Linked DNA regions of Homo sapiens: region 1 is linked to region 2. A link is an interaction called in ENCODE POLR2A ChIA-PET data of the cell type or tissue named here. Cell type or tissue: HepG2. All regions are shown on one strand. Links, peaks and the distances in the headings refer to the core of each region. The heading gives the core; the rest is flanking DNA.

Region 1 (2,919 bases), core at 222-2,721, 170 kb before region 2:
AGCCCTGAATTTAAAATAACCCAAATGTTCATTGACATTACTACAGATGGTATGCGTTCAACAATGAAATACTATACAACAGTAAACATATCTGAACTACTGCAACAACACAGATGACTTGTACAAACAATGGGCGAAAGAAGTGCGAAAGCAAAGAATAAATACTATAGGATTCCATTTGTATTAAGCTTAAAACAGGCAAAGAAGGGAAAGAGACATACAGTGTTAAGAGTACGGTGGTAGGGAGAAGCTTCTGGATCCTGGCAGTGTTCTGTATCTTGACGTGGGCGGTTGCTTTACAGTAAGTCATTAAGCTGTACATTTGTATTTTATCTATTTATCTTTAAGTATTAATATTTCATAATTAAAAAGCTGAAAATAAAACACAGCAGAGCACTCCAAGAAAGGGAAATGATATCAGCAACGGCAAAAGGAAGGAAAACAAACGCAAGGTGTGTTTGAGAGAATTGCATAGAATATTGATGTTGCATAGAGACATCTTACGGAGGAATGGTGGGAGATACATCTTGAAAACTGATTTGGAATAGACTGCAATCGATATTATCCTGCTGAGAGAAAGCTACTGAAATGTTTGAACAGGAGCCTAGAAAGGGCTTGCTGACCGACTGGACCACAGAGGAGAGATGAAGAGAGGAGGGGATAGGAAAGTGGCAGAGAGGAACTCAAGGTTCTAAACCACGTGGCTGTGAGAAATGAGGCAACACTAACAGAAAATTGGAAAACAAAAGCTGAGTGCGGGGCAAAAGTAATGGCTTTAGTTTAAAGAGAGGACAGGCCGGGCGCGGTGGCTCACGCCTGTAATCCCAGCACTTTGGGAGGCCAAGGCGGGCGGATCACGAGGTCAGGAGATAGAGACCATCCCGGCTAAAACGGTGAAACCCCGTCTCTACTAAAAATACAAAAAATTAGCCGGGCGTAGTGGCGGGCGCCTGTAGTCCCAGCTACTTGGGAGGCTGAGGCAGGAGAATGGCGTGAACCCGGGAGGCGGAGCTTGCAGTGAGCCGAGATCCCGCCACTGCACTCCAGCCTGGGCGACAGAGCGAGACTCCGTCTCAAAAAAAAAAAAATAAATAAAAATAAAGAGAGGACAACGGGCGAGTCAAGTGGGAATATTCTAAAGGCAACTACTTAGGGGACAATGGTCAGGGCTAAAATGAAGAATCTGGGAGTCCTCAACACACAGAAGAGTTGAAGCTATGGGAACAGATCAGAACTCCAAGGGGTGGGGGTTAGGGGGTCAGAGAATGTGGAGAAGCAGCAGCAGGATAAAACAGAGAGGGGAAGCTGAGACCTTAGGGAAGTAAAGTGAGATGACATGGTCAAAGAAGAAAAGGGTAGAATATAAATCCATGATTATCAGAAAGATAAGGGACAAAAGGATTCCACAACGAAGACTGCATTGTCAAATGCAACATCAAAACATATGAGGGCCAGGTGCGGTAGCTCACATCTGCAATCCCAGTACTTAGGGGAGGCAGGAGCAGGAGGATAGCTTGAGCCCGGGAGTCGGAGACCAGCCTGGGCAAGACAATGAGACCCTGTTCTCCACAAAAAGGAAAAACAAACAAACAAAAAAGTGTGCAGAATAAAAAAGGCTCAAAGGTCACTATTGAGAACCACTTTGGTGAACTAGTTAGGACAAAAACCATACTGACTTAAAAGTGAGTGGTAAAGAAATAAAATAATTAGCTATACATCATGATCCATTGGGAGTGATAGAGAAAATACATTTTGTAGGAGGCAGCAAAGATTCAAGCAGATGCTTTTTAAAAATTTGCTTTTTTTTTTTTTTTTTTTTTTTAACTAGTACAGAGTCATACGCATTTAAAAAAGAGAAACAGGCTGGGCACGGTGGCTCATGCCTGTAATCCCAGAACTTTGGGAGGCCAGGGCGGGTGGATCACGAGGTCAAGAGATTGAGACCATCCTGGCTAACATGGTGAAACCCCATCTCTACTAAAAATACAAAAATTAGCCAGGCATGGTGGTGTGTGCCTGTAGTCCCAGCTACTCTGGAGGCTGAGGCAGGAGAATCCCTTGAACTTGGAAGGTGGAGGTTGCAGTGAGCTGAGATGGCGCCACTGCACTCTAGCCTGGCAGAGCAATACTTCATCTCAAAAAAAAAAAAAAAAAAAAAAAAAAGAAACAGAGGCTGGGCGTGGTGGCTCATGCCTGTAATCCCAGCACTTTGGGAGGCTGAGGCGGGCAGATCACCTGAGGTCAGGAGTTCGAGACCAGCCTGGCCAATATGGTGAAACCCCGTCTCTACTAAAAATACAAAAAATGAGCCGGGTGTGTGACAGGCACCTGTAATCCCAGGTAGTTGGGAGGCTGAGGCAGAATTGCTTGAACCCAGGAGGCGGAGGTTGCAGTGAACCGAGATTGTGCCACTGCACTCCAGCCTGGGTGACACAGCAAGACTCTGTCTCAAAAAAAAAAAACAAAAGAAACATAGAAACAGTCTTTTAAGAGGAGAATGAAATGTAATCATGTAATCAACCCATGCTTTCCAAATAAAAACTTGCATGAAAAGTAAGACAAGTTAAACATTTGTGTATCTTTTTCTGTATTTTATTTTTATTAAGAAAAAAATTAAGTGACTTGCCCAGGGTTAGAAAAGCAAAGTGATTCACCCAAGGACACAGCAAATCAGTGATGGAACTGAGTTTTAACCTTATTACTCTTCAAAAGATAGACTTCCCATTACATAAACTACCTCCTGTGAAGGTGGGGGAAGAGAAGGATGGTTGGTATGGCAGGTATCAAGACTGAGCCTCAGGCCGGGCACAGTGGCTCACGCCTGTAATCCCAGCACTTTGGGAGGCCGAGGCGGGCGGGTCACGAGGTCAGGAGATCGAGACCATCCTGGCTAACACGGTGAAACACCGTCTCTACTGA
Region 2 (2,919 bases), core at 237-2,736:
CTAAACTAAGCAAAATGCTTCTTTTAAAGAAATTATTTCAAAACTATCAATACTTTAGAAGTGTTTGTGAGTATACAGTTGTCCATGTGCATAAATGCAAGTACGAATTTTTTTTTTTTTTTTGAGGTGGAGTTTTGCTCTTGTCACCCAGGCTGGAGTGCAATGGCATGTTCTTGGCTCACTGCAACCTCTACTTCCCGGGTTCAAGCGATTCTTCAGCCTCAGCCTCCCGAGTAGCTGGGACTACAGGCACCCGCCACCACGCCCGGCTGATTTTTGTATTTTTGGTAGAGACAGGGTTTCACTATGTTGGCCAAGCTGGTCTTGAACTTCTGACTTCAGGTGATCCACCCGCCTCAGCCTCCCAAAGTGCTGGGATTACAGGCGTCAGCCACCACGCCTGGCTTCAAAGTACAATTTTTATTTTTGTTGGTTTCATGGAAGGATGGAGAACAAAGCAAGGAGACTGGTGTTAAACAGAAATTTTCAGCAAACCAACTTTCTATTAAACAGATAGATCCTGGCCACTGAATAATATCAGAAGAAAGCATAACTAGAAAAGACAGAGTGCCCTTCCTATAATTACAAATTAAAGTGAAATAAAATCTGAGAGTCAATAAAGTAAGGCTTATCAATGACACCTTAAGTTATTCACTTAAAAGTGTACACACACATCCTTTTCTTACCAAAGAATATTGGGTAACATTGAGAACTTACTAGTGCCTGGGTCAAGCTCTGCCAATTCATCCTGACAGAAACCTAAAGAGAAAACAATAGGAAAAAAAATTACAATTTGTGAATTACTTCAAGCTGACTCCAAATATGAAGTATCATACAGTTGGGGGGAAATCTATACTCAGAAGTCAATTTGGGTTTCAATCCTAGCTCTAACATTTAGCTACTACATATCCCTCTGAGCCTCCATTTCATCCCTTCAATATAAAAACAGATAATAGCATTTACCACAGAATTGTAATGAGGATTAAACAAGTTACCAAAATAAAATGCTTACCATAGGCCTTGCCACACAGTAGGAGCTCAATATACAACAGCACAAGTAATTATGAGTTATCATGGCAATGTCCGTTGGAATAAAAATTCACAGGAAAATTACAATTCATTTAATACCTGTCATATTCTATTTAACACTGCTAATTCTTTTCCAAAAGAAAGCAAAGTATGTAAAATATTAACAACAATATCAGACAGTGTAATATCATGTAAATTTTTCACAAATGCTGAAGAATTTTACCTACACAAACAAATGAAAGCAATTTTTCCATTAATAAGTATGCTATTCAGGTTGGAATAAATACCTCTCAGAGCACACTTCACATTTCATATGCTCAGACCCAAAAAGTATGAGCTATATTTGTCTGGCTGGTATATAACTAACACACTGGAGAGATAAATCAAGCACAAGGAATGGCAAACATAGTACGTCCTCTATACATCGTTGATGAAAGGTTTTGTTTTTCCTGAAATGGCTGCATACTTTCTTCTGTTTGCTTTCTACTCTTCCTCAGTTTAAATATTTCCTCAGAAAAGTTTTCTCTTGCCTCTTTCACCCTTGTCTCACACACAAGGTCAAATTCCTGTTTATAATTATCTCTAACACCTGTGCTTGCTTCTAGCACTCATCAACAAGGAACTACTTGTTCAGCGTCTGACCACAATGAGACTGTTCCATGAGGGCGGGGATCCGACCTGCCTTGTTTTACAGCTTTAACCCCATTACCTCTCACAAGCCTAGCACGGAGTAGCTGTTCAGTAAACAACTGTAGTATTTCACCAGTAAATTCAGAAATATCGGATCTTGGTGCCGGGTGCAGTGGCTCATGCCTGTAATCCCAGCACTCTGGGAGGCCAAAACGAGCTGATCACTTGAGGCCAGGAATTCAAGACCAGCCTGGCCAACAGGGTGAAACCCTGTCTCTATTAAAAATACAAAAATTAGCCAGGCATGATGGTGCTTGGCTGCAATCCCAGCTAATCGGGAGGCTGAGGCAGGAGAATCTTTCGAGTCTGGGAGGTGGAGGTTGCAGTGAGCCGAGATTGAACCATTGCACTCCAGCCTGGGCAACAGAGCGAGACGCTGTCTCAAAAAATAAAACAAAAAAAAGAAGCAAAATTAGGACTAGAGGGGTATGAAAGTAACTTCTGTCAAAACTGGGTGACCAAAAGCCAGACCAACAACTAGCCGTCATATGGGAGAAATGAGATTCATGCAGCAGGCCAACTGCTTAAACACTACGACTTTGTTTTTGTTTGATACGGAGTTTTGCTCTATCGCCCAGGCTAGAGTGCAGTGATGCAATCTCAGCTCACTGCAACCTCCGCGCCTCCTGGTTTCAAGCGATTCTCCTGCCTCAGTCTCCTGAGCAGCTGGGATTACAGGCACCTGCCACCATGCCCAGCTAATTTTTGTATTTCTAGTAGAGACAGGTTTCATCCTGTTGGCCAGGCTGGTCTCAAACTCCTGACCTCAAGTGATCTGACCACCTTCGCCTCCCAAAGTGCTGGGATTACAGAAAGCCCAGCTTAAACATCACAACTTTTAAAGTCCTTTGCAATTCTGGGCTGTTCTGACCACACCAAACATGCCACATTCTTTCTTGCCTTTCTGTGAGTCCTCCTCCTCCTCCATTTGGTAAAAATGACTCATCCTTTAAGATTCAGTTCCAATATCACAACAATGAAATATGGAAAACAAAAGAGGCCTCACCAGCATTCACCAAACAATAAAGGAATAGTTTAAATACCTGCTTCTTCCACTAGACAGTGAAATCTTCAAGGCTAGGGACTGACTGTGCCTTATCCATCTGCAGAGCTGCTTCTGGCCAGAACAGTTGTGGACACATTATGGAAGGTGCTGAAATGCAGGATCAACTAAACAGAACACACAACCCTGCCTCTAGA

The links. ChIA-PET counts read pairs that join two places held together with the same protein. Peaks named below come from ENCODE experiments on the same cell type or tissue, not always from the same donor. Only the 100,000 strongest peaks of a DNase experiment are listed, where the experiment ranks them.
Region 1: POLR2A ChIA-PET joins it to region 2 with 11 read pairs; 3 of 35 experiments call an interaction of 5 or more read pairs at or near these places.

The regions. Positions count from the first base shown.
Region 1 is chr9:124,566,033-124,568,951 of GRCh38, forward strand. All of the region lies in intron 2 of NR6A1 (nuclear receptor subfamily 6 group A member 1), which reads right to left. Among named protein-coding and RNA genes, the nearest start is that of NR5A1, 60 kb to the left of the region's middle. In HepG2, for the core only: no CTCF peak of the experiment used is centred there; a DNase peak (open chromatin) is centred at 1,569.
Region 2 is chr9:124,732,591-124,735,509 of GRCh38, forward strand. It overlaps NR6A1 (nuclear receptor subfamily 6 group A member 1), which reads right to left. Exons shown (of 10, transcript NM_033334.4): 2 at 718-759. Among named protein-coding and RNA genes, the nearest start is that of NR6A1, 37 kb to the right of the region's middle. RefSeq lists an enhancer at 2,128-2,659. In HepG2, for the core only: no CTCF peak of the experiment used is centred there; DNase peaks (open chromatin) are centred at 1,611 and 2,651; H3K4me3 peaks cover 1,065 bases.